7 separate regions of the Mus musculus genome follow, and all the other regions are linked to region 3. Evidence: chromatin loops called from intact Hi-C (ENCODE). Cell type or tissue: left cerebral cortex. All regions are shown on one strand.

What was found. Peaks named below come from ENCODE experiments on the same cell type or tissue, not always from the same donor. Only the 100,000 strongest peaks of a DNase experiment are listed, where the experiment ranks them.
Region 1: a loop joins it to region 3, with 4 times the contacts of the local background. A loop is called at or near these places in 5 of 42 quality-filtered maps.
Region 2: it touches region 3 in a loop (5-fold over the local background); 7 of 42 quality-filtered maps call a loop at or near these places.
Region 4: a loop joins it to region 3, with 8 times the contacts of the local background. A loop is called at or near these places in 9 of 42 quality-filtered maps.
Region 5: a loop joins it to region 3, with 2.4 times the contacts of the local background. A loop is called at or near these places in 3 of 42 quality-filtered maps.
Region 6: it touches region 3 in a loop (5-fold over the local background); 6 of 42 quality-filtered maps call a loop at or near these places.
Region 7: it touches region 3 in a loop (2.6-fold over the local background); 2 of 42 quality-filtered maps call a loop at or near these places.

Annotation. Positions count from the first base shown.
Region 1 is chr11:41,331,444-41,335,443 of GRCm38, forward strand. No RefSeq gene overlaps it. Among named protein-coding and RNA genes, the nearest start is that of A230004M16Rik, 380 kb to the right of the region's middle. In left cerebral cortex, a CTCF peak has its summit at 2,414 (motif pointing right); a DNase peak (open chromatin) is centred at 2,544; H3K27ac peaks cover 310 bases.
Region 2 is chr11:40,924,908-40,928,907 of GRCm38, forward strand. No RefSeq gene overlaps it. Among named protein-coding and RNA genes, the nearest start is that of Ccng1, 170 kb to the left of the region's middle. In left cerebral cortex, a CTCF peak has its summit at 2,416; DNase peaks (open chromatin) are centred at 2,440 and 3,446; H3K4me3 peaks cover 665 bases; H3K27ac peaks cover 1,148 bases.
Region 3 is chr11:42,177,330-42,181,329 of GRCm38, forward strand. Gabra1 (gamma-aminobutyric acid (GABA) A receptor, subunit alpha 1) reads right to left here. Exons shown (of 10, transcript NM_010250.5): 2 at 2,231-2,319. The coding sequence starts at 2,304. Among named protein-coding and RNA genes, the nearest start is that of Gabra1, 3.6 kb to the right of the region's middle. In left cerebral cortex, CTCF peaks have their summits at 1,188 (motif pointing left) and 2,367; DNase peaks (open chromatin) are centred at 974, 2,430, 2,755, 3,210 and 1 more place; H3K4me3 peaks cover 3,791 bases; H3K27ac peaks cover 2,035 bases.
Region 4 is chr11:42,417,805-42,421,804 of GRCm38, forward strand. It overlaps Gabrb2 (gamma-aminobutyric acid (GABA) A receptor, subunit beta 2), which reads left to right and starts at 2,970. Exons shown (of 9, transcript NM_001362647.2): 1 at 2,970-3,622; 2 at 3,748-3,839. The coding sequence starts at 3,546. It overlaps Gm34591 (a long non-coding RNA gene), which reads right to left and starts at 3,411. Exons shown (of 3, transcript XR_388590.4): 1 at 3,232-3,411. In left cerebral cortex, no CTCF peak of the experiment used is centred here; DNase peaks (open chromatin) are centred at 1,542, 2,193, 2,631 and 3,484; H3K4me3 peaks cover 2,623 bases; H3K27ac peaks cover 2,518 bases.
Region 5 is chr11:41,200,465-41,204,464 of GRCm38, forward strand. No RefSeq gene overlaps it. Among named protein-coding and RNA genes, the nearest start is that of Ccng1, 450 kb to the left of the region's middle. In left cerebral cortex, a CTCF peak has its summit at 1,890 (motif pointing right); a DNase peak (open chromatin) is centred at 1,980.
Region 6 is chr11:40,782,364-40,786,363 of GRCm38, forward strand. No RefSeq gene overlaps it. Among named protein-coding and RNA genes, the nearest start is that of Ccng1, 29 kb to the left of the region's middle. In left cerebral cortex, no CTCF peak of the experiment used is centred here; DNase peaks (open chromatin) are centred at 535, 1,161, 1,568, 2,202 and 1 more place; H3K27ac peaks cover 4,000 bases.
Region 7 is chr11:43,261,724-43,265,723 of GRCm38, forward strand. It overlaps Atp10b (ATPase, class V, type 10B), which reads left to right. Exons shown (of 23, transcript NM_176999.3): 23 at 1-562. Among named protein-coding and RNA genes, the nearest start is that of Gm12146, 39 kb to the left of the region's middle. In left cerebral cortex, a CTCF peak has its summit at 2,320; a DNase peak (open chromatin) is centred at 2,310.

The DNA.
Region 1 (4,000 bases), 850 kb before region 3:
ATCTACTCAAATTAAGTTGTTCCTATGATATTTTCTCCAGATAAAAGCATGAGCACTATTGCTTGACATTTTCCATCCTCTCTGATGCTTTTATGCGTATAAATACAATGAGCAGCTTCCTCAGACTGTAGCCCAGATCTCTCCTGTAAATACCTAAGTGCTGTTCTAAATGCCATATGACATCTCAGCTTTCTTTGCAGAAATGTAAAGAGTCTCTGTAACCTGGAAAAAAAAAAAAAACTATGGGTTTTATAGAGAAAGTGGAAAAGGAAAATAAGGGTGCGATAACAGCTACTAAAAACCCTAACAATTGGGTTTTGATAATCAAATCCCAGAATATATCCTCTGAAGAAGCAGTCTTTTTTTTTTTTTTTTTTTTTTGTGGCAAATTTTTTTTTTCCATTTTTTATTAGGTATTTAACTCATTTACATTTCCAATGCTATACCAAAAGTCCCCCATATCCACCCACCCCCACTCCCCTGCCCACCCACTCCCCCTTTTTGGCCCTGGTGTTCCCCTGTACTGGGGCATATAAAGTTTGCAAGTCCAATGAGCCTCTCTTTCCAGTGATGGCCGACTAGGCCATCTTTTGATATATATGCAGCTAGAGTCAAGAGCTCCGGGGTACTGGTTAGTTCATAATGTTGTTCCACCTATAGGGTAGAAGCAGTCTTAAGAAAAACAAGAGAGCATCTATGCCCTCTATTAGGCTGGGATATATCAGTCAGGTATCTGTCCCCATGCATGTTGGCTAGCACCAGCACCTGTAGGAAATCTTCAGTCTATGTTTGTTTATGGTCTTTACAGAAGGTTGATTAATGGGGAACTTATAGGTCTTCAAACAAGTTACAGGCAGACTCTCATTTTTGGAGAGATAATGGAGCTGAGAGGTGATCTGAAGGACCTCGTCCTTGTTAAACATGTGTTGGGGCTACATGACTGACTACGACAGCCTTGACTTCCATGGTAGCCCAAGTTTATTTCCCACGCTTTACAGTAACTAGCTGGGTTTGCACTTTGAAAATATAACCCAAACATTTCCTGTTTTAAAGGGCTAGGCTGAATACTCACCATGGGAAACATGCCCATGAGGTTTGTTTGTTTGTTTGTTTGTTTTCCTCTCTTCACTATGAATGTAAATCCATCCTGGCCCTACTTCACTGGGTTCCAGTCTCAGTATCCCCTCTCTCTTCATTAAAAAGTTCCACTGGATCTGATTGCTTTTCTTTTTATCAAATTATCCCCTCAAATTTTTATGTATATATTATAGAATTCAAAGAAACATTAAATTTTTTTCACTCAGTTTTAGACCCACAGTATTTTCAAGTGACTATCTTATTTAAGGAAGATTCCCTGTTTGCTTTGTTAGTCAGCTTCCTCTTGTTGGGATAAAATGCCTAAGGAGGAGAGATTCATTTTTGACTCACAGTTTAGCAGGTTTTATTCCATGTTTGTTCTGATCCTTTGGAGGCACTAGATGCATAGTTCTTCATGGCAGCAAACCTTGTGACACTTGGAGCCATGCTTCTTGCAGCATTTTATTTTCATCCAGGTGAAGAGGGAGAGAGTAGAAAAGTGGAAAGATCACGAGAGAAGAAAGAGAGGAAAGGAAGGGGACTGAGCGAATGACTGACACAGAGAAAAGAGATGAGATATAGAGAAGACACAGATGGAGAGAAGGGAAGAAAAGAAAAAAAAGAATGATGGAGAGAGAAGCAAGAAAGAGCAGACCTAGGGTGTTTGGTGTAATGTTTATCAGACTATGTGGGGGTATTTAAAAATATTTCTTTGTGGTTTTCTATCTCTGAGTTTTCCTGAGTTCTTGGTTATATTAAAGTAGCATATCCTTCAACAACCATATGATTCGGGGAGTTTTATTTCATCCTATGTTTTGAATTTTAGTTCTCTCAAAACAATAGTATGCCTTGCAGAATAGCTCTTAACATTAGTAAACTCCAATCAGTCATCTAATTTCTGGGACTGTGCTGTAAATAAAGCATCTAAATTCTAATTGCCAAATTCAAGGTCACAAAGAATTTTCCAATGATTATTCTTAGGAGTACAATTTTAGTGAAAGAAGCTCTTATGGTTACTAAAATGAATAAGCTCAAACAAAAATTCACACATAAAAAACAATGATGATTATTTTATAAGACAGTTAGCAGATAATTAAATATGTGTAAAAATAACATCAAAGTCATTGAAGGACATTCATAAAAACACTCTTAAATACAACGTTAGCCAATTAATGATAAACTGCTTCATCATTAGTTCTTCACAGGCAATAGGACGGGTTCTCTCCCACTGTGGGTTGATAACTTGCAATATCGTTAATTTACATGATATATATAGAAGGAAAAGAGAAGCATTTTTAACTTTATAAGGAATATACATTGCTAGCTGCCAATTCTGACTTATCTTAGCCAGTAGATGTCATTCTCTCTCTATTTTAATATGGCTTTCCTATCTTCCTTTAGTAGACTCTTCTTGAGACATGTTATGAAACTGAGATTCATTTCAGCCTGCTTTTCTCTTCTTCATCTTTCCCAGTTAGTATCTTTGTCTCTTCATTAATAGGAAGAGGACTAGAGTCCAAAAAAAGAGGTCATTCAGATAGCTTGCCTTACTGAGGGATATTTCCCTACATATTTAAGACACTCGACAATGCTGACTGAGTGTCAGAGTGGAACATCCCCTAATGCATTTTAGGTACTGACAGACACGGAAAAAAATCTATTAATAATGCTAGCAAGTTGACAAGGAAATCAAGATCTCTGAAAGCACTAAGAGGATTTCTTTTAATATGTTATGCACCCTTTTCCATGTACAGTTGTAGATGTTATCATTTCCTTAAAATGACCTCGGCTTATCAAGACCCAGGCAACTGGCATTTCTTAGTATAAAGCATTTGCCTAGTGTGAACAGGGCCTTGGGTTTGAACCTCAGCAAGGCAAGGGTATGTGAGGATTTAGAAAGAGATATAAGTAGAACCTTTAATGAGGCTGTTAGTTTAAATAGCCATTTATTTTTTATTTTTACCAAGAAATGAGAAAAAATATTTTCTATAAGGATTTCTACAAGAATACCCAATCACTTTGAAGGTATATTTTCAGAATTTATTTATTTAATTACCAAAGTAAAGTCTTTCTTTGTATATTGGCCTGGCAGGGAACTATGTATGTACTTCATTTATGCCTCACTTCCTACCTCAGATTTCTGAATGCTGGAAATACAGGCATGAACTACATATGACAACAAACTCTGAAAATTTCCTTCAATGAGTGCCTATAGCTTGTAGTACACACTGCTAGTCTACTTTGCAAAATTATAGAAACTGTTGAGACTACACTTTTGAACTTTGAAATAAGATTATGCATGTTAAACCCAAACCATGCCATTTGTTAAGCCTTTGAGCTCCTAAAGGCATTCTTCTGATTTTCTAGAAATAGCTTATCACAAATAAGAAGCATGGATGTAGTTTGATATGATTTTCTATAATTCTGATTGTAGAATCCATGGGGTTATCTATTAGTTCAGAACAAGTTCACGTGTTTTTCTGTCATGTCTCCCTGAATAAGCTATCAAAATTGAATGTGTGTTGGCTACAGAGATAGTTCAGAGGCTGAAAACCCTTGCTGCTATTGTAGAAAACCTAACCTTGGTTCCCAGCACCTGTTCTGGAAGGTACACTGTCTCCTGTAACAATAGTTCCAAAGCATCAGATGTCTTTTTTGAGCTTCTGACTATCCTGCACTCACATTTGTCCAAATAAACATACACACAGAGAGACATATTCAGTTTTTAAAATTGAATGCTACCCATCTTCTTGATAATCATGTTACACTTCCCAAGCTTCAACAGCTGAACAAACTGTAAAACTGTTAAAATTTAGAAATAAAAAGAAAGATACAGGGTTTACATACAAATTAAAATACAGAGGTGAATTATGACCTCTTGTCTACTAAGCCATATATGTTTCCTTGGAAACAAGAACATCAA
Region 2 (4,000 bases), 1.3 Mb before region 3:
GATATTTCTCCGTGGATCTGCACCCTGTTTCCATCCATTGCTGGATGAAGACTCTCAGGAGGTGGTCATGCCAGGCTCCTGTCTGCAAGCTTGACAGAGTTGATATATATATATATATATATATATGAAATTAGATATTTTCTTTATTTAATGCAGCAGCTCTAATACAGAGAACCGTTTGGTGTTTTCTCTTTTCAACTTATTAAAAAAATAGTGCCTAGAAATGCTGAGTACTTGACCTAGGTTAACCAGCAGGCTGTAGTGAAGCTGGGGTTTGAATGCAGCTGTGTCTCACTTAAGAGCTTGTCTAACACCTTCAGCAGTCTTCCCACTTGCTCTCCAATACGGTGGTCCCCAGCCTTTGTGAAATTGTTCTTAGTTCTTAGAGATCTACCCTAGCATGCCCATGCTGCATTTTCATGCAATATAATGTCTGTTAAATAGAAATACTCAAATATTTATTTTGAATTGGATGTGTCCATGCAGAATTAATAGAAGGCTTGCTGTATAGGGCATAGTTGTAGGTATTAAGAGTTTTGATTTTAGTTCCGCCGACATAACTCTGTGTTCATCTATCTCCCTTATTTTATCTGTTTGTCTGTCTGTCTGTCTGTCTGTCTTCTATCATCCACTCATGGAGTTATTGTAGCCCAGATTTGCCTCAAATTCATGATTCTCCTTCTTCAAGGTTTTGAGTGCTGAGTTTACAGGTGTGTGCCTCCAGGCTGAATTTACTAGATTTACTTGTATTTTGTCTTCTCAACAACAAAGCAAGGGCTCATTAAAGAACCAAACCGTTGGATCACTGTGAAGAATAGAAGATATTTTGTGAATGTTATGAAGCTCAGCCAGAAGAAATTACCCTGAGCTTCAAATATTTACTCCTTTAAAAGAGTCTGTAGATACATAAGGACCATGAAAACTCTGGGTCATAAAAATTGAACTTTATTTGAATTCTTGCTCTCTTAGAGTAGTAATCCCCTCTTTCTTACCAGTTTTGATACAAAAGCCACAGCTCTCATCTAAAAGAGAAAAGCTAGTTTATTTGAAGCCATTCTTAGTGACCACATCCCAGGAACATAGATTTAGGTTGCCAGTTGTCATATTCTAATGGGAAAGGAGTTTTATAGATTCACAGAGCAAAGAAAGACACAAATTCAAACAAGTTTAAAATAAATTGGTGGATATATCAGAGAGGTGGTGAGAGTCAGATGGGGGAAACCTTTTCTATACCCCCAGGATGTTACCTGATAACATTCTTAGTTTTTGGGTCAGTGCACACCAGTAGTACTTTTAGTTAATTAATTCCAAATGTTTCTATTTATTAGTTACAAGATGTTAGTTATGACACAAAGGTGGACAAAAACTGCTAACCCAAGATGTGATAACTAGCTTTTGGATCTTCAACATCCCAAACTCTGTACAGGTTGCAATTCTAATCTCTAATCTCTGTCAACAATTCCAGTAATTTTCGTTCACAGTAGTGAGAGGCACAAAACTCACATTTCTCTATGGCGTCTTTTGTTAGAGGTATGTCTGGGGCCCCAACAAAGGAAAAAAGGAAAAAAAACACTATTATAAGGTGAATAGAAAACTGTAAGTTTTAATGTGTAAGTTTAATTTCCCATTAGGAAGAAAAAAAAATCTCTAAACACATCTAAACATTTTAGTTACTGTTCTCAAGTATAACCCCACAAGATATGTTTAATAGAAAACATGGAGTCATTCATTTTGAGATTAACTAAATAAACTGTTTAATTTAAGTGGGAATTCAATTTGGGGGTTTAATTCTGTGGAATTATGGGACTAATTTTCTGTGTTTTTCTTTTCTTTTTTGTCTGTTGTATTCCATACCAGTGCCTCTTGGAAAATTAATCTTTAACCTTTAAGCAATGCCTTTTAATAGAGCTGAGAATCATTTCCATTTGTCAAGGTAGAATATTTCTTCCAAGAATAATTCCATTCAATATACTTATTGAAACTGTCAAAAAAAAAAAAAAAAAAAAAACAAAACCTACTGGCAGTTTATCAACAGGTATGTTAGGTAAGAAATAACATTTCCTTCACTACAAAACAATAGTAAATATCATAGGAGAAATGGAATGAAAAGCTTATCAGCTAGTGCTGCAGCTAAATAACACAAGAGCAGACAGGAGTCCTGAAGACATGAAAGACCATGAGGTAGTTTAAGCAACCAGTTTACTTGAGTTATTTATAGTCAGTCTTGCACACTTTAAGATTATCTGGCTTACTGTGCATAGTAGATAAGTGTCTGGCCCATATTATTTGTAAAAAACAAAACAAAACCAAAGACTGTAGGATTTGCATTTCGTGAAATAAAACCATTCCAGATCTGTCTCCTTAGAACTCAAAGGAATGGTTTTGAATGGTTCCTTTTCCGTTGCGACTGAAGGTGGAGCCCTTGAGCTGCGTCCCAGAGCTGGCCTCAGCAGGAGGATTTTCATACAAGCTTTTGTAGTTCGCAAAAGGACACGGAGCAATTTAAGCAAGAGGAAAAAAAGGAGTCGCTTTTCATCCAACTTGCTGGCTTGCCACCTCGCATAGCTTGTGGTGGAGCCTAGGTAAATGGAAATTAACGGGATATGATAAACTCGGCCAGGAGCCCCGTTGAGGTTTGGAAGTCGAGCTCTTTCCTTTTCATTATCTTGTAGTTTGGGTTTTAGGAGGGATGATAGAGGGGGAATGTTTTACTTTATCTGTTCTCCCTTGGATTCAAATCTCTACCCAGCCTCAGATTTATCATATGTATAACGAGTGATATCTTTTGCTGTTTTCTGTTATGTTTTAGCATTCTTTAGGTTTAAGGAATAATTAAAGTGTTTTCCACCCAGATCAGCTTCGAAATGGAAAAGACAAGAGGTATCAGAAGAGCAGCTGTACCCAGAAATTCACAAGTTTTACTTCATTTTCATTCCATTTAGAACCCCCTGAAGGTCATGGCCAACAACATTTAGTAATGTATGCACATATTGAAGTGAAGAGGTGGGTTTTGATCCTGTATCAGCTTAACTCCAACTTGTGTGCCATTTCCATTGTAATCAAAGCTTTGCATACATTTGTAAGAAATAACACAGAAAACAGATTTTATTTTATTTTTTTGAGATAAATGCAGAGTCTGAATTAAAAAGCACATTGCATGAATTTTAATTTCATCGAAATGTTATTTTTTGCTTATTGGTATGGCAGAAAAGAGCATGATGTTGCATAACTAACTTCTCCTGGGGAATCTTTCTTTGATTACCTCAGATATAAAAGCTTTGGACCAAACAAACAAACAAACAAACAAACAAACAAGAAGTCAGTTTAAGTCCAGCTTACAAACGTTGGGGTAGCTCTGCCAGTTGCTTTAGTAAATGCCCTTCCCTTAAGTGAGCGAGATTCACATGGACTGTGTTAGAGGAGTTCCCAGAGCAACTTGCAGGCAGCTACCCGAGGAGTTGCAATGGGTACTGCACAGATAGCATCCAGGAGCTGTGCTCTGAGTCCTAGTTGTTAAGGAGTCTCATGAACCTTTCCTCTGCCCAAGAGGGAAGTTTTCAGTGCAGAGAAACAGCTACACAACGACATCATCTTGACAAAACTATTGCTGAAAACGCAGTGTTGGGCTATGTGGGGCTCTCCGCTACATTTCACATTGTTCAGACACGTTCTTGTATTATTTATACTATTATTTCAAATTAATTGGCTTGGTGTTCTTTCTCTTCTTTTGATATAGTTTTTCTGTTTTATTATGTGTATCTTCCCCAATTTGAAAGAATAGAAAGGTTTTCAAATGATTTCTTTAAAAATAATCACACACACACACACACACACACACACACACACACACACACACGGGTGGGGGTGGGGACAGTTGACCCCACTTGTAAAAGTAACTTTTATTTACCAGATGTAATTGTCATCTCGGAGGCTTACTGCTATCAGTATCCATTTAAGTTTACGTAACATCTACTTTTACATACATCTCATCGAAAGGACA
Region 3 (4,000 bases):
ACACCATACACCAAATTAACCACAGTCAATAGAAGGGACTAAGGAAGGACTGAATGTAAATAATGGCCACTTTAAAGATGCAAAGTTAATTTATTTTTCTAGTACTGATTCTTTCATGGATAAATGCATAAAAGATATTCAATACTGAAAGTATAAACTTTAATGTGACTCTTCACTGCTTCTGTTTGAATGCCTATCCTAACTGTATGGACATTAACTGAGTTGTATATACTTTCAAAGACTGCTTTTCTGATAAAGTTTTAACTTGATAGTTATACGTAAAATTTCTCTATGGCACTAAATATATGGAATTTATTTCCACAAGACCATTTTTCATTTCATTAAATTAAACATTAATCCATTCATGTCACACAGATTAAGAGCTTATTCTCATTTGGCAAAATTAAACACCTTGTTGTTTTATTTTATTTCTTAAATCAAGTTCTCAGTGAGTTTGTGACTTCCTGCGTGTCTCATTGGCAGATGACAGTAGTAAGGTAAAAGCAAGATCGGCTTTCAGAAAGTAAATACTTGTAAAAATTCAATGTCACAAAAACAAATACCATCCATCATCTTTCAAGGACACTGGAAGGTCGTGTTGATAAAGACAAAGAGATGTGAACACATCTAGGGATTCAGGAAACTCTCCATAGAGAAAACTCTTAGGGGGGAAGCAGTGAAATTAGGAAAGAAAAGATGATAAGTTAGAGAAACAACAGAAGGTGATTAGACTGCTAACACAGCCCTCAGAATCCCGGGTATCTGTTACCTTTATCTGTGCGTGTGGTGTGTTTCCACAGCTTATGTAAAACACAAGAAATTGTTTAAGCTTATGAATCTTGCTGTCAGCAATTGTTTGAATTGGAATGCAAATACCAAAGAGATCAGCCCCTTCCCAAACAAAACCAGCCCTGTTATTCCATTTGGAATGGGAATCTTTCTTTACTGTGATTTTGTAATCAGGCTCATCTTCAACCTTACATCTAATTTCCTATTTAAATTACAACTGCCACAGAACTCAGGAGAGGAACTAAGATGACTTTGGGAGTGAATAAATACTAATAACAACACAGAATGCCCTAGACTGAATACTCATTTTTGAAGAGAAATGTCAGTTACTGAACCTGCTTTTGATTCCACATGAACAACTCTGTAATAAAACACTGTGCACTAACTCCATCTACAGGTCATTATAATAGTAACACTCCATATAATTTTTCAAAAATCACTGATCACTTAACTCCTGAAATTAAGAGTATCAGACTGTAATATGCATCTTCTTCTTCCGATATTTGTTTATGCGATAATACTAAAAAGTAACACAGCCAGCATCTCATTTTAAACCAATCCTCAGAAATGTCTGCCTTTCCAGATGATTCCATAGCTCTGATTTTTACTCATAAAGATTCACTTCCTATTACACTTCAAGGAGTTTAGGATTTTATTATATGCTGAACACCTTTTAGTAAGGCACAAGAATAGACTAGACAAAAAACTATTAAAGTAGAGAACAATATAAAATATTTGATCATTTAGATAAATGCTATTACAATCTCATGTTCTTTATTGGATCATTAGAAAATACATTTATTAGTTCAACTTACTGAAATTGATTCACAACATTTCTTCTTGATATTAATACTAAATGAGCAAAATTTAATTTTTATCTAGTATTTTACAGCAATCATCTGGTATATTCTATCTCTATTGATTTTATTAACCATGGTTTAAAACACAATATACATGTGTTTCTAGTCATGTGGCATTCACGTTATAAATATTATTTTAACTTATTTTTATTCTAAAATATTATTTTAACTTCCATGCTTTTGTGAGTTACTCTATGATTTTGCAAATAGTTAGAAAATTTCCTATTGAAAACTTAACTTATAACTATCTAGTAACTTTTCCCATAAATTAGGAAATTATATATTTTTTGCTCAGTTACAAATGAAAACTAAAAAGTTGTTTCAGACTTAAGAGTTGAATTCATACATTTCCTAGTTTAAATTTAAAAGTAAAGCTTGTTAAGTGTATTCTCGTGAGCATCCAAACAAGAAAGTTATTTTCATGTTCTATTCTTCTTTAGTCTTAGCTGAAATTTTATTGCAGTAAAGTTTTCTGAATTCCCTTAGTCATGAATTCATCCATGGACAATTTTCTTCCCCCTGATGGAATAAATAAAAAATTACAGAAATTGTCATGCAGATTTTAAAGAAAATGCCCCCACCTTCTTCCCGACAGTGTGCTCAGAATGAGGGTCCAGGCCCAAAGATAGTCAGAGAGACCCCGACTTTTCTTCATCACGGGCTTGCACAGCTGAAAAGTGGAATAAGTAGAGATCAGTGTGTCTTGCAAGAAACATCAGGTTATAACCACTAGGGCTGACTGAGGCAGTTCCGATGAATGCTTTGAAGTCAGGAAATGACCTCACTGGAATATGACACTCATTGGAAGCAATGGAAACCTGGCCCATCCACTCCCCACCTTCCGTACCACCTTTCCATTCAGAAATGTACCAGAATTTTAATTTATCCTATAAAACTTGAAATGGTTTCAGGTGACAAAATTACTCTAGAGTAGCCTTTGCATTTCTATTACTTGCTGATTTATTCAAAACGACCTTTCTGATTCGGGTCCCTGTGGTGGAATCTGTACTGAAAGGTTTAAACTTGGTGTCTCTAAAAGGAGGGCATGTGGTTACGTGGGATCTAGTAGACTAACACCTCTGTTGACAAAATGCATCCCTGAATTCTGGAGATACCTTGATTTCAGAAGCAACTGTATCTGCCTCTTTATAAAAACCATTGGAAACACACTGTTGAATGCCAGAGTCGTGCTTCTCCTCTGTGGTTGTTAAATATGCTCACTAATGTTTCTGTGAAGCTAAAGGATACACTTTAAAGTCAGGCCATGTGCTGGGCTCTCTCTCTCTCTCTCTCTCTCTCTCTCTCTCTCTCTCCCTCTCCCTCTCCCTCTCCCTCTCCCTCTCCCTCTCCCTCTCCCTCTCCCTCTCCCTCTCTCTCTCCCTCTCCCCCTCTCTCTCTCCCTCTCTCTCTCTCTCTCTCTCTCTCTCTCTCTCTCTCTCTCTCTCTCACACACACACACACACACACACACACACACATCAATGCACACAAACATACCCACACATATCTTGTAAGCGTCCTTTAATTTCTTCCAGGGTGCTGCTAGAAAACACTTTGTCTCCAACAGATGGAAGCTTAAGTGGTTTGCTTCGCATGAAAAGGAGGGTATATTTATTCCCACTTAGGTAAATTGCAATCAATCATTATCTGATTGTTGAACTTGGATATGGTAGGAGGATACTGGAGGAATAAATGTGTATGGAACAGAAGAGTTATAGAAATGTCTATGTGTGTGTGTTATACATTCACATAATTATGTGTATATACATAATTATTAAGCCAAATTTTAAAATCCTGAGCACTACCTGGCTAAAAAGCAGATGTAGTTACTTAAATGCACTGAAATTAATCCTGGTCCTACTATGAAAACTATTACATGTATTTTATTTTCCCACTTTCTCGATTCTTAACTCCTTAGTAGGGTCAACCGTGAATAGATGGAAGCTTTATAAAACCCAGGGTTTTTTTTTGTTTTTTTTTTTTTTTTTTTTTTTACATTAAGCATTCTCTAGGTCCATGTGGTATGTATGCCTTTAAATACATCAACAAAATGCTTTCTACACTCTCCCGGATCATTCCAATCAGTAAGAACCATCACACACAGCCATGTAAGCAGGGAAGCAGAATTCATTTAGAATGAAATTATGTAGAGATAAGCACCGTGAGCTTCCTCATAGTGTTCTCTTAAATGTAGTGACCGGTTTTGACACACAGGAGTAGACTATGACAGGGTATCTTGGATAAATATCATTATGTGAAAATATTGCATCCAAATGGCACAATGGTAATTCTTTCTTTAAAGCATGTTTTAACATCTGTTTTGAAGAGGAAACAACTTCTCTTAACCCTAT
Region 4 (4,000 bases), 240 kb after region 3:
TATTAGTCCCTGGAGTCAAGGATAAGAGATGTCCCCGGGAGCTACCACATAGAGGCAAATGGTCTCCTTCCCTCTTCTGACATTCTGTTTTCTCATCCTTCAAAAGGCTCTTTTGATTTTCTCCAAATGGCTGCTCTTTTATTCTCCTCAGGCAAATTTATAATAATTGCATCCGATCTGTGTTCTTCCAGTCTTTAAAGATGACTGCCACTCCACATTGTTTGCTTTTGTATCCATTCATTAAAGACTGCTAATATGTGCTAATCACATGACAAATGCTACTCAAGTGATTACATCATTCAGCATTAACCCAATGGAGAAAACGGTATTAACATTTATCTAGACTTAGATAAATAAAGGAGACCACAGTTTAGAAGCATCAGTGTCTTGCAGCTATTTCTAGGTGTCTGAGAAGACCCATTCTTAATAGATTTTCAATATGCACTTATTTAATCATTTAATGCATTACTATTATTATTTTGGATGGATGTGAGAGAATTTTGTGATTTATTTTGTTTCCTGAATTTCATACTTTCAGCCCAAACTAGAAAACCTTCCTGAACGTGATGGATGGATAAGAGGATTAATTAATAGAAAGAAGTCTGTATTTGGAGATGTTTTTTTGGAGATAAAGGAATTTTCTAAGACTTGATCAAATTATTGGCTAACTACTTTGGGAATCTTTTGGTTATTGAAACATATTTTTCTCTTTTCATTACATTGGTCTTGAATGTTACTATTACTGTAAGAGCAAAGAAAAGGAAGTCAGCAAAAGGTGCCTCTGCCCCACACCAGTGTGTGCGTGTGTGTGCGTGTGTGCGCGTGTGCGTGCGTGCGCGTGCGTGAGTGTGTGTGTGTGTGTGTGTGTGTGTGTGTGTGTGTGTGTGTGCGCGTGTGCGTGTGTGTGTGTGTGCGTGTGCGTGTGTGTGTGTGTTTGTGTGCGTGTGTGTGCGCGCGCATTCTCATGTAAGCCTCCAGCCTTGCAGATAGTCCTGCAGTGATGCATCTGCTCTGTGTTTATGGTGCTATGTTTTACCTGTCTTTAACCTAGAAACTTCCCCAGATTATTTCCCTTTGGTTTGTCTTCTGCCCTAGGGAAACTATCAGATTCCTGCTGGCAACCATCCCTTCTCCACAGTTCCCTTGGAGTCACCTCTCTAAACTGCCCCAGAATAATAACTCTTAATTTCCTGAGATGCGCGCAAGGGGATGGAAGTGGGGGTAGGGGTGTCTTGTACTATGTGGGTCAAAAGGGGAAGCTGAACGTGGTCACAGTGGAGACTAAAAAGCCTTCAGTTGGAATCTTGTAGCACCAAGCTAGCTGCGATCCCTGGGGATCTGGTCTCTGCTCTCACCAGAGAGACCTGCTGGACCACCAGTCTGTTGTAATCTGTGAGCTTTCCCATCCCACAGGCGCAGTGGGCGCTTGGAGGTCCCCCGCGTGGCAGCAGAGAGCTAGCAGAGTGTGAGGTTCTGAACTTTAAGAGTTGAGGTAGTCTAGTCTAAGGGTTAGAAACACTGCTTTATAAGCACAACTCACTTTCCACCCTTCTCCACAGAAATGACCTTGGACATGTTCCTCCGATCGATGTGCTAGTTTCTAAACCCGTAAAATGGGGTCACTAAGGAGTCAACTTTGAGCTAATATTGCTTTAAGCGCGGCTTTCTGCACATGGTAGGGACTCTCGGTAAATGACAAGGCTCAGTAGTAGATTTAGGTTGGATACTGGGGTCCAGGACCCAGTGTTGAGTTCTGCCTTTCTACCTCTTCATCAAAGAGTGCCAGGGTAGTTGATGCACCTGCTGTACTCCCTCCCTGTCTTCAGGATAAAACGAGGAACACGACTCTAGGGCATCCCAGTCCCGGTGCTCTCGGCATCCTCTTCCCCCCCCCCCCCCCGCAACTCCTCCCCTCCTCCAGCGAGCCCCAAGCAGAGGAAATGATTTTTCCTATGAAATGAGTCTGGATCTGGTGTCCGTGTTGAGCCTGGAGCTGGAGGGAAGGGGGCAGCCTTGGGTCCCCTTGGGCTAGGAAAGGGATGAGGGAAAATTGTGGTGTGTAGATAGGTGATTTGGTGGCTCAAACGGTCTCGGGGTTCCTTCATTGTGCCTGTCTTCTGTGAACCACTGGGTTTGGACGCAGAGGTGCAGCTTCAACTGTCCAGAGCAGAGCGGCAGTGGTGCAGCTCCGTTGGGCCACAGTAGTGGGCGGCGAGCTCCTGCTGGTGAGGTAAGGAGTGGTGGGTGGCAAGGACTGTGAATGCACGTGTCTCGTGTGTGTCTGTGTGTGTGTGTGTGTGTGTGTGTGTGTGTGTGTGTGTGTGTGTGCGCGCGCGCGCGCGCGCGGTGCGCGTGCGTCCGCGAGGCGTGGGGGGCCAGAGGAGCGCATCCCACCCCGCAACCCGCCCTCGCACTGGATGCCTTTTGGCCCCGCACCTGTGCTGGAACGCCTGTCACCCTCTGTCCCTCACGCCCCCACTTCTTTTGTTCTTCAGTCACACACACACACCTCATCCTGACCACTTATAATTTCCTAGTGCAGAGTCAGACCCAAACCCAGAGAAGCCTTTGCCTGACTGCTCCCCTCGCCCCCTCCCCCTCCTGCTATAAATAGCTGGACTAGCGGGTCAGGAGCGTCACAGCGCCAGAAACCAGGACCCCGAGGTTTTCTTCCCAGGGAACAGGGGGCAAAGGGGGAGCAGGAGGAAGAGAAAGAAATCACTCGTGAGTAGTGAAGAAAAAGCTCGCCCCTTGACTCCCAGGAAAAACGAGCATCTTTGGATTCCTGTATCCTTCCCCTTTCTTCTCAAAGCCATTCCGATTCTTTCATATTCACAGTCCACTCCCCACCCCCACCCCCCCTCGCTCAAAATCCAACGTTTGCTCAGCACTCCTCCCATTGGTTTTTTTTCTCCTCCTCGGACTCTGGTTCCCACTGCTCCCCTCCCCACCCCTAGCGCTCCCACCCCACCCCCACCTCCTCCGCTTGTCCCAGGCAGGGGATTGCTATTCTTAAGGAAATAAAGTTCAACTCCTTGCCCCTTTCAACTGGCTTAGACCGGGAGGAGAAGGGTTTCAGGAACCAATCTTCCTCCCTACACCCTACTCCTATTTTTCTTTTTAATATTTAAGGGGACACACACACACACTCTCTCTCTCTCTCTCTCTCTCCCTCTCTCTAAAATCCCACCACGTCGTGAGGTGCAACTACCTCCTAGAACAGAAACTTACCAGACGCTCTGGTTGCTTTTGTCTTAAAGAAAGAAAGAAAAAAAACCAACGAAGATTTTACTCTGGATGCATTTCTGGGGTAGTAGTTTAATATTATTCAAACATGTACATATTACACATATATATGCTTCTTTTCCTTTTTCCCCTTTAATTTTTTTAAACAAGGAAATCTCGGTCCCCGGCAGCCGCCGCTGCCCCTTTGATGTTTTGGTACGCCGTGCGCATGCGCTCCACATTAGAATTACTGCACTGGGCAGACTAAGTTGGATCTCCTCTCTTCAGTGAATCCCTCAATCCCACCAGAACCTAAAGGGATGTGGAGAGTCCGGAAAAGGGGCTACTTTGGGATTTGGTCATTTCCCTTAATAATCGCCGCTGTCTGTGCTCAGAGGTAAGTGTCCCTTTCCTTTCTCACTTGTCAGGGCTCTGTCTGCATACCTCTCTGTGAGCAGGGCTGTTGAAGATGCCGTGCTGTCTTCTTTATTCATTCCTGGTTATTGTCATTTTTTTCTTTAGTGTCAATGACCCTAGTAATATGTCGCTGGTTAAAGAGACGGTGGACAGACTGTTGAAAGGCTATGACATTCGTCTGAGACCAGATTTTGGAGGTAATGGGATTGCCTTGCAAATAAGAAACAGCCCAGCTCCAGCCCAAGCTGTCTTTTGGGCTTTGTGTGCACTCTCTTTCCTCTCCTTAGTTGTGGGCGCATGTGATGTATAGAATGTTTTCCTATTTTACCTTGCTGAGAAACAGATCCAAACTTAAGCC
Region 5 (4,000 bases), 980 kb before region 3:
ACTCCAAGTAATTGATACTACCATGAAAAATACAAGTCTTAGGGAATAAAGAACTGAGGTTTCAATTACTGACAATATTTCTTGATATAATTAATACCAATGGGGAAAAACAAACATGGAATATGAGGGCATTTTTTTTCTTAGCTGGTAAGAAACAAATCTGGCATGTTGTCGATGGCAATGGAGATGGCTTAAACAAATCTGCCTCATTATTATTTCTAGTCTATGATGCTGTTCTGGTTTTCAAAATATTGCTGTGTTTCCTTGGCCATTGTGCTTTTTTGTATAATGCCACCCTCTTACCAGATGAATGCTGGGAGAACACCATTTTGAATGTTCACTCTTGTGCTTAGGAAGGTCCTGCATCCTCCACTGTATACAATGTGAAGCTGACAATTCATCTTGGCACTCAAGCCCTCAGGCTACCTGGTAATGCTAACCTCTCTGTGTTTCTAGTCTACTACTGCTCTGTATTAGCTCATGCCTTTGCTAGCATGCTCACAATGTCATCTTCTTCTTGATACTCAAATGTGCCTTCTTGACCCTTGGTGGGTCATTCCCATGATTAGAAATACACTGTATGTTTGAAGCAGCCAGCTGATGAGTGGACACTAGAAGAAGGCACTAAACTGAGCATTGTGAAAACAGAGCCTAGTTCACAGCTTTTCTTATTCTGTAACATTAGCTAATTAACTACTTTGCATTTTAGTGTCTTAATTCCCAATAAGGATACAATTATTAGTAATCTATGCTCCGTTACAAGAGGATATAGTTAGCTGGAATATGGTCAAAGCATACCCATGTAAATATAAATAAGTTCAAATGATTATTTATTAACCATCTTGTTGAGAACTTTTGTCCTACCTCATGTGGATGTCTGAGAGGCTCTTCCAGTGCCTGACAAATACAGAAGTGGATGCTCACAGCCATCCATTGGACTGAGCACAGGGTCCCCAGTGAAGGAGATAGAGAAAGGACCTACAGAGTTGAAGGGGTTTGCAGCCCCATAGGAGGAACAACAATATGAACTAACCAGTACCCCCAGAGTTCGACTAAACCACAAACCAAAGAATACACATGGTGGGGCTCAGGGCTCCGGCTACATGTGTAGCAGAAAATGGCCTAGTCGGTCATCAATGGGAGGAGAGGTCCTTGGTCCTGTGAAGGCTCTATGCCCCAGTGTAGGGGAATGCCAGGGCTAGGAAGCAGGAGTGGGTAAGTTGGTGAGCAGGGGGAGTGGGAAGGGGATAGGGTGATTTTGGAGGGGAAACCAGGGATGGGGATAACACTTGAAATGGAAATAAAATATCTAATTTAAAAAAAAAAGAAAGTCTTTAGGTAATGAGAATTGACAGGAAAACAAGTCAGTCGATGACAAACTTGTTCATTCCATAAGAGGAATCTAATGTTTAGCACTGTTAAATTAGCCACTAACCCATGTCTGGAGACTTCTTAGGGCCCTAGTACTATTATTTTGCTTAAGTGACTCAGTCTCAATTGGCTTTCTAAGTACTGACACTCTTATTAGTAGACTAGTGCAGCTACTGTCCACCCTCAGAGAAGTTTATTAATGCAGTGAGGAGTGCTTAATAGAAAGACTCACAGCTTACCAAAATGTAGAGCATAAGTGACTGGGGAGGATTGTAAGAGCCACAGGCTGGGGAAACTTGCTGTGACATAATATCTTCTTGACATGATGCCATTGCACTCATGAATACTCAGCAGCTAGGGTTGCTTGCACATGATCTATATAAGATCAAGCTTGCCAGCATTCTTGTTTGTAGAGGTAAGTGGATCATGAAATCTATAATTATCTGAAAGGCCATTGACATTTGAATATGTCTGGGGATGTAAAATCAGTTTTCTTCAGTGGTGTGGCCCATGTTAGGTTTCCTATTTTCCAGTAGATGGCACACTACATTCATGTACATGAAGATTGTACTAACTGTATTATAAGTAGAAACATATGTAGAAGAGGCAGAGGAGGAGAAGGAACAGGAGGAAAAGGAGGAGAAAGAGGGGGAGGCAGAGGGGGATGAAATGGAGATGCTGGGAGGGAGATGTGAAGCTAGAGTTTAGAAGGAGCTGTGGCAGGGAAGATGGAGAAGATGGGATTCAAGTACATTGTATTCATATATAAAATTATGAAAGCGCATATACATAAACTTAAAAATTAAACTCTTGAATTTCTTTGTCATTTTATAGTTTCTAAAGGGTTGTTTCTTCTTGTTATAAATTTTTATGTGGTCTTAAGAGCTGCCTAATAGAGCTCCAAATCTTTTTGATTTGCTGAGTGTTGTTTCATGGCCTATCACATGATCTATCCTGGAAAATGTTCAATGTGTTAATGAAAGGAATGAATATTTAGCAAGTTCACTTGATCTCTTTTGCAATTTGCCTCTGCTGTTTCTTGTCTGCTTCAATGATTAAGTCTATTGCTAAAAGTGCAGTGTTGAAATCCCAACAATTGAAGTCTGACTTTCCCTCCAGGATTATTATTATTTTTATTATTTGCTTTATGCATTTAGAAGCTCTGACATTGCATACAAATACATTTAGAGTCTGTTTAGTGTTGGTCAATTAAGATGCCATTATACAATGAATGTCCTTGTCTCTTTTTTAACTGCTTTTTGCTTGTGCTCCATATCTGACTTAAGTAGTCCAACTCCTTCTTTCTCTGGATTTTCATCACATAGAATATCTCATCTCATATTTCACCTTCACTTTATGTATAACTTTCTTTCTTTCTTTCTTTCTTTCTTTCTTTCTTTCTTTCTTTCTTTCTTTCTTTCTTTCTTTCTTTCTTTCTTTCTTTCTTTCTGTTTTGTTTTTCGAGACAGGGTTTCTCTGTGTAGCCCTGGCTGTCCTGGAACTCACTTTGTAGACCAGGCTGGCCTCGAACTCAGAAATCCACCTGCCTCTGCCTCCCAAGTGCTGGGATCAAAGGCGTGCGCCACTATGCCCGGCTATATGTATAACTTTCAAGGCAGTGTGAGTTCTTGGCTCAACACATGTCTAGGTCTTGTTTGTTAATCCAACCTCTCATAGGATTCAACTGAAGAATTGCTTCATGTTGTTTTTTGGTTTTATTGAGTTTCTCTATCCTCCCCCCACTCCTTGTTACTGTCTTCTGCTGTGGTGACCTGACTTACTTTTAGTCTCATGTTTTGAATTAATTCTCTTAGATGGCCGAGGAACTCACAGTCTTCCTGTGCCAGGTTCTTCAGACCCCTTTATTAGAGGTATGTGCCACAATGCCAAACAAGAAATGCAAACACTCTTATTTTCAGTGTTGGGTTCAAGCCCAGGGCCCCACACATTAACATAAGGCAGTTAATCTTTAGCTACATTTCCAGTTCATTAATTCTCCTTGCTTATTATTTTTGACTTTTCTGTAATTGATATTTGTTTTACAGTTACCATAAGGCTTTCAAAAAACGTATTTTTATGGTAAGAGTTATTGTGAAATGGTCGCATCCTAACACAACTCTAAAGATAAAACTTAAAAAGAAACAAGAACAGATAGCAATAAAATTTTACAGATCCATTTTTACACAAATTGAATTTTTGATATTCCATTTTTATATATTTCCATATTGCCTACCACTTAATGTATTTATGTGTTTCATTTTATAGTACTCAGAGTAAAGCTATGATTGATGCACCATGCATAATGATATTAGAGAATTCTGAAATGACATAGTTACTCTTGTCAGTAATCTTTATGTCTTCTGATGCATTCTTCTTACTGAGAAGAGTCCTTTATACTGTAAGTAGTATAAAGAAATTTATTCACCATTTCCTGTAGAACAGGTTAGCTAGAGATATAGTCTCTATTTTTGCTTGATAAGACCTTTACCCTTTTTCATTTCTAAAGGATCAATTTGATTTGTACTATGTTACTTGTTAACGTGACTTTTCTTCAGTACTGTGAATGCCTCACAGCATTTTTTCTCCACTTATAAAGTTTCTGTTGTGAAGTCTGATATTGGCAAATGGG
Region 6 (4,000 bases), 1.4 Mb before region 3:
GCTCAATTACTATGGTGGCCCTTCATAAAATGTAAATCTTTTAGTCTTAGTTGAGTATGTTATGATATAAATATCTCACCCCCAGTTTGCAGATGAAGTAGCTTCCTGAAGCAGCTGAAGTACTTCTGTCAACATTCTAAATCTAGTAAATAATAGATCTAGATTACACAGCCTGGTTTGTGTACTATTAATTATTTTTACAGAGGGCTTCTGCGGGCAAATCAATGGTGGCATCTGGAACCCCTTTTTCTTATGCACACCTTCTCTTTGGAATAACGAACCTAAATTAAATACTTGTTTTAGTCTAGGATGATGGCTAAGGAAGCTGTGACATCTCTTTATGACTTTCAGTTTATTTTTAATTACATGGATATGTGTATTTTTCTGCATGGGTATGTGTCTATGAATGTGGTGCCCACAGAAACCCAAAGAGGTTGTAAGATCCACTGGATCTGGAGTTAAAAGTGACTGTGAGCTGTCCGAGGCACTGTGAACCAAACCCAGGTTCTCTGCAAGAAGAACATGTGCTCTTAACCACTGAGCCATCTCTCCAGCCACCTACTCAGCTCATTTTAACATACTATCTTTTCCCTTTGGTCCCTTGGCTGTCTATGACTAAAAACTTATTGAAGAAAAATTAACAGTCCCGTAGTTAGCATATTAAATAGACTTTTATCCCTCCTGCCAATGTTGAAACAACTAATTATCAGCCCTGGTTGGGAGCAAGGACATTTGACCTCTGATAGACCAACAGAATTCTTCAAAGAGGAAAGGAAGAACGAGGTCCCCTGCTCTCTCAGTTTTTAGTCATCTGATTTAATTGACCAAGAATAGGATTTGGTACTCAAGTCTTCACCGATGCACAGCGTTAGAAATAATGATTACAGCAAATCAGGGCTCATGAATATGCAGTTTATTTCTGCTTTGAGACATTTCAGTTATCTAAATTAAAAACACAAAATTATGGATTGCAAAGAAAGCAGTAGGGACTTTTTTATTTTATTTTAACAATTGGAGAATATCACTGGAAGTGAAGTCTTCCTGCCAACCTGAAACACATAAATCATTGTGCCAAGAGAAGGATGCTTTTCTAAGTGCTGGCTTTAACCCTACCCCCACTCCAAAATATACTTAAAAATAGACCATGGGAGCTTTAATTCATGTGGGTTTTCTTTTTCTTTTTTGGTTGTGAATTTCACTTTCAAGGCTATACATTCCAGGATTGAATCTAACACCAGCTTGTTCACAGGATGTTCCTTACATGCAACATCCACGCTCAGAAATTCAAAAGTAAGAGATTGGTTTTGGTGCCTTTTCCTTCCTGAAGCACCATTCCCCCCCCCCCCCAGAATCTTCTGGAATGTTCTAACTCTTACTATCTGAAGTCGCTGTAGTTTATTAATATTGACCCTATAGACCTATACCTATGTTTGAAAAATTACCTCTTCCATCTGCTGCTTCATGAAAATGGCTCATTTGATTCCGTCTTTATTCATTACCTTTTGAGGCAATCTGGCTAGAGAGTGGAAGTGCATGTGTTAATGTTTCATAATGAGTCAGGTTAGAATTGTCTTTTTCTAAGTTAAGTTTGCTAACCTCATTTCTCTGAGCAATGCCAGGCAGTTACTATGTGGATAAAAACAAACTTAATCATGTGACAAAGTAACTAAATACAAGACAGTAGGACTAAAATGACCTGTGCGTTTGTGATAATAATTAAAAGAATATGGAATTTCGTGGTACACAGGAGAGATACAATGGCATAGCTGGTGATTTTTTGCATTTCCTAGTGAGAATGGCTTATTCTTGTGTGCACTTTCTCTCTTCAGTCTCAGAATCTTCTCTCTTCACATGGCAGCTGAGGCAGGCCCTGCCAGTTAAAACATGGCATTTGGGATCAATGACTGATTTTTCTTAAAACAGGGCGAGTCTAATGAAACCATGATGAAGACTGGCCCATCTAGTTAGTAATGGGTGAGGGTAGAGATAACCCTCGTTTGCAGGGATGGTTGTTTGAAATGAATAGAACAATTTATGCGAAGAGAGTTGCAGAATCAAAAGGAGAGGTCCAATTCCAAATCTCGTGGGCTCACCGAAAGGCATAAGCAATCCTGAAGCAAAGTACGTCTGCTGGTTGGATCGGGCAGGCTTGGAATGAGAAAGAATGTGCTGAAATGGAGAACATTCCTTGAGGCTTTGCAGCGTTATTTCTGCTTCAGCCATATGCATCGCAAAGTCTTCTTACATAAAACAGCTTGGCATTTGTCATTGTAAATGCATATGCTGGCACATTTGTCATGTTCTTTGCATTTCTGAGTGAGCCTCTGCTATTGATGAAGAGCCATCTTTCCTAATAAAAAAGATCACAGTATCAAAAACAAAACTGGGTGCTTATTTCCTGAGTGATGCTACACCCCTAACCATGCTTTGCTTTTATGTTTGCTTGCGCTTTCACGTGAGCTTGCGATGACAGCAATCTGAGATTCCCCAGGCTGTCTTGCAATCTTGACAGCCACTTTCAGTGAATTCTGCTTTCTTGCTACCTACTGGTGATAAAAAGCAAATAAGTTTCATGCCCAAATTCAGCACTGAGCAGGTAGCTAGGACTCCTACTGTCCTACCAGTAAAGTAGCCTTTAAGAGACACTGGTGGCTGCTGAGATATTAGGAAGAACAGATTTATCATCTCATTTTCTTGGCTAGGTGGGATGCCAATGCACTTACAGCAGCAATGGTGAGAAGCTTTGGATAATCTCCTAGGCAGAGGAAGCATCCTGATGGTTACCCGACACTTGGAATCTCACAGAGGCTGAGATTCCTTTGCTTTCCCCATGTTATCCTTACTCTCACACCATCCTGAGTAGAGCAAAACACATGGATCCAGGTAGCATTGAAAGGAGGATCATGGCAGACATTAGAAGTAGGACCAAGCTAGTTACCAAATGGAGTAGGCTAGAGGAAGGGGGAAAGCCTGACCTTTGTCCCCAGCTTTTTTGATCAACGAGCATAGTTAATTAGAGAAATTAAATCATCACAGCCCAAGGTGTCCTGAGCTAGTTTACTTGAGGTCATGTGTACATCACAATGAACAGCCTAAGTTGATAGCTAAGGCTCTTACCTGGATAATTCCTAAGTTACACCAGGAGCAAATCTAGTTTTAACAGAATAAAACAGATGAGTTTTGAATCTGTGTCACAAAGGCAATTTTCTCACTTAGTGATTTTTATTTGGTCTGAAAAGAATCAAATAACTCTTTGTGAGAGAAAATACAATAAGGAAGTAGCCACATTGTTGTTATAGGTGACACGTCCTTCTCTTCTTTCTCACGTGTTTGTTGCCTAACATAGATTTCTATGGTTATTGTAATAAAGTACCACAAATTATACAATGGGTATTTATTGCATCGTTATTCTGGAGGCTGGGTGTGCAGAGTCAAGACGTTGGCAAGAATGATCCCAGCTCTGGACTGGGAGGGAGAATCAGTGCCATGCCTCTCACTGACTTCTGGGAGTCATCTTTGATGTTTCTTCTCTGGGGGGACTGCCTTAGTCAGGGTTTCTATTCCTGGACAAAACATCATGACCATGAAGCAAATTGGGGAGGAAAGGGTTTATTCAGCTTACACTTCCATACTACTGTTCATCACCAAGGAGGTCAGGACTGGAACTCAAGCAGGTCAGAAAGCAGGAGCTGATGCAGAGGCCATGGAGGGATGTTCATTACTGGCTTGCTTCCTCTGGCTTGCTCAGTCTGCTCTCTTATAGAACCAAGACTACCAGCCCAGAGATGGCACCACCCACAAGGGGGCCCTCCCCACTTGATCACTAATTGAGAAAATGCCTTACAGCTGGATCTCATGGAGGCATTTCCCCAAGGCTCCTTTCTGTGTGATAACTCCAGCCTGTGTCAAGTTGACACAAAACTAGCCAGTACAGGGGACCATCCCATCACTCTTGTTCTCTGTCTTCACATAATATTTTTTCTATACACTACTCATATTA
Region 7 (4,000 bases), 1.1 Mb after region 3:
TTAAAGGACCTTGAAGCAGGTCACCATGCTTGCAAATTAAGTTTCAGCAGCTCTACCTCCTGGCAGAAGGACTGAGTCCAAATCGCATGCAGTGCACGTTGAAGTTTTCAGAAGCATGGGCAGTCGGCAGTAGTAACAGAGTCTCACCCCAGAAGGAAAAGAGGGGATAGGGAAAACAAAAGATTATGCAAGCCCCCAGCCCTTCCTGAAGCCCGTGCTCTGCCCAGCACTCGGATGCTGCTCTTTTCTTGCTTACCAACCAACTCCATTTGCTTGTGATGGCCCCATTTTTACAGTTTTCCACATGCTGGGGAGCCTAGGCCAAGCTGGTCACAAGTGGTCACTTACTCTTGCCATTCTTCATGAACCAAACCAACTGTGTGACTGTCTGATGTGCCACCTCACTCAGAGGGAAGCTCTAACATTGCCTCTGTAATATAATGCTAGTGACTGTATGTAGTACATGTTATATGTGTATAATCTTTTTACTGATAGACTGGAAACATGTCATCATTTTTTAGAAAGAAAAATAAACTTGGTTTTTCCATAGATTTCCTACCAATCTGAAATCCTATTATTCTACCTATACATTATCATTACTATTATCATGAATATTTATTCATTTGTCCTTCTTTGTACTCAATTATGTATCTATCCAAGAAACTTTAGTAAGTCTCTACTAGATAATTTTCAATGCAGCTTGGGCCTGCCATCACTTGTACCTACCTTCCCAGGTTTCAGGGTGTTAGGAATACTTGGCCCAGTGTGAAAGTGGAGCACAAACTATATCTCTGGGCTACAAGAATTGAAAGCGGCACATGCAACATTATTCAGGAAATCTAACGCAACTACTTTTTCTCTTGTGAACCTAGCACACACCCAAAACCTAGGCTGACTTGGGCTTTTCCATCCATTGTCAATGTGACTGCTTACAGCACAAACATGAGGATATGAGTTCAAATCCTTAGTGCCTACCTAAAAACCTATGTGTAGGGTGATGCACTTGTAACCCTAGTACTTGACAAAGGTGTGAGGTGGGCAGAAAGGGGAAACTCTCTGGGATTAGGTGGTTGTGAACCTAAGTTTAGGGAGAGCACTTGTTTCAAGGCAAAGAATGGTAGAAGATGGATATCCAATCTTCTCTGTCTTCCATGTGCAGAAATACCACACATCAAACACATGCACACACACACACACATGCATCGGGTGGGGGGGGAGAAACAGAGACACACACACACACACACACAGAGAGAGAGAGAGAGGGGGAGAGGGAGAGGGAGAAGGAGAGAGAGAGAGAGCAACAGACAATGGCCTGGGATTATGTTGTCCTAATAACTGTATTGGGTTACTTTAGTGCGTGCTAGACTCTGTGCATCACTATCTAACACCACAGCAAATATGTTGTCCTAATAACTGTATTGGGTTACTTTAGTGTGTGCTAGACTTTGTACATCACTATCTAACACCACAGCAACCCTGCAGGGTAAAGACTTATCTAACCTGGCTCAATAGCTTCAACTGCACCACCACTACCTCAAAGCTCCATGCATTGGCCTCACCCTTACTTTGCCTGATGTCAATGGAGCTCACATGTAACTGGGACCCCAGCTGAAGAACTGGTATCTTCCTTCCTGCATGGTTTCTCATCATTGAGGAGGCCAGCTAGGTCTGGTCACATGGTTTCAGAGGGAAAAAGAGTTGCATGAGCTCATGAGATCTATGCTGAGAACTTGTATACTTGTTGACCACCAGGTTCCATGGAAGCAAAACACTTGTTTCAAAAATATTCTCTTATCCTCTCATGAGAAGCACTGTAAAGAAACTGAGTGCCATTTGCAGTCATTCATCCCAACCTCAGAGAAGACAGTGAGGTAAAGAGAAGTCACATAAAGACACAACAGTCCCATGGTTAGCAAGTGGTCAGGTGGTATTCTAACCCTGGGAGTCTGTAAGCAGTGTCTGTGTACTTAACCAGAGATGCATGACTCAAGATAAGACCAGGGGGGCAGATGGGGAACCAGAACCACATGACATTCTCCTGAGAGGCAGGGTTTCATAGTGGTGAGGGCGCCCTAATTTCATCTCAAATCTAGCATAAGGCAGCAATGTGGCCTAAAGAAAGACAATTCCATACCATGTAAATCTGGGCTGCAGTCCAAACAAAAGTAAGTATAATATCATCATTTAGGGGAAACCTGAAATACTCTTTACACCGCCATAAAACATCTCCCCTGCAGCCCTCTCAGACTCCAAACTGGGCACCAAGTCAGACAGATCCCTGTGGAATGCTTTCCACTGGAAGCCTTCTGCTGCCACCTAGCCGGATAGAAGGAGGTACTGCAACTGGGGTTATGCAGGGGTGGGAGAGCTTCAGGCACTGGAATCCTGTTGAGGACATTGAGTCTGTCTGGATCTAAGAACTGGAGCCCAGATTTCAAGTCTTGGTGTTCTGGTTTCTATGGTGACTCTAAACAAATTCTTTCAGGAGCTTTTCCCTAAAACTATTCTTCCCAGGTTTTCCAACCTCTCCAGTTGGGCCCTCAATTGGTTCTAAAAGCTATTTGGGGAGGCTGGCTATGGTGTAGGACTGTTCTTGGACAGATCTCAAGCCTGTGGTCCACTGTGCAGCTGTATCAGTCTGTATCTCATGCACACATAAACACAGAGAATAGAAAAGCCCATAAAGACATCAGTTTCCTGCTCTGCCCCTGGTGCTCTGAGTACAACATCCTGTGATGATACTGTGATACTGCCGTCGGAGAGATCATGAATGGGGTTGGTTTTCAGGAGTTGAGTGAAGCTGAGGAGGCATCAACCCTTTGGGGGAAAGGTAACAAAACCTCCAATCCCTTGGAGGACCTTGACTGACTTTTTCAGATCAGTACATAGATGTTGAGAAACTGTTGTTTAAGGGGATCCATAACGAAGGGTCAAGGCACTCAGCCCTTCCAACTGTCAAGAGGGAAGCCAGAGCAAATGCATACCTTTCTTTTACATAGGTCCCCAGGCACCTCAGCAACCCTACCAGCCACCCTCAATAAACATGGCTGCTTACTATGTGAATGAAGCACAAAGCCCATATTCCCATGCCCCTCCAAACATATTATTTCCTCAAAGTCATACCTCTGTAGATAGCTGAACAGACACTCTCTCTGCAGCCGTCTGTAAGAGGGTTCACCCCTCACAGGAAGGCCTGAGGGAAGGTTCCACTGACATAATTGTAGAGAGACTAGCCAACCAAACGCCTGACTGAAATCCAAAGAAAGTATTTTCCTACACTTCTTGAACAAATGATTTTAATTAGGGTGAGTTATAGGTGAGTGGGTGAGTGGGTGTTTCTTAAAATTACCTTGGCAGTGGCTGCAATGCTGAATAAAATGACTCTCCCTTACCCAGCAACCCTAATTACCTACCAACATAATTACCCCTTCAGAGAGGGGTGGGGCCTTGTCTTAGTCACTGTTCTATTGCTGTGAAGAGACATCAATGACCAAGGCAACTTTTAGAAAGGAAAACGTTTAATTGAAAGCTTGCTCACAGATTCAGAGGTTCAGTGCATCGTCTTCCGTTTGGAAGCATGATAGCAGACATGGCCTTGGAGCAATAGCTAAGAACTACATGGTGGTCCGGAGACCAAGAGAGACATTCTCGGCCTGGGTGTGGGCTTTTGAAATCTCCAAGCCTACCCCCAGTGACACACTTCCTCCTATAAGCCACACCTCCTAATCTTGTTCAAATTGTGTCATTCCCTGGTGACTAAGCATTCAAAACTATGAGCCTGTGGGGCCCGTTCTTATTCAAACCACCACAGTCCTCATAATCTTCTCTGGCTCATAATGTTAAGGGGCCCAGTCTTGCACAGGAATTAGGCAGGTAATGGAAAATGATTTTGGAAATGCCATTTCTCCTGCAGCTAACCTGTGTATTCCCACAAATGAAAGGTTGTTATTAAATGCAGATGATGAAATTCAACAGAGAGACAGATAGCTGTGTCCAGGGT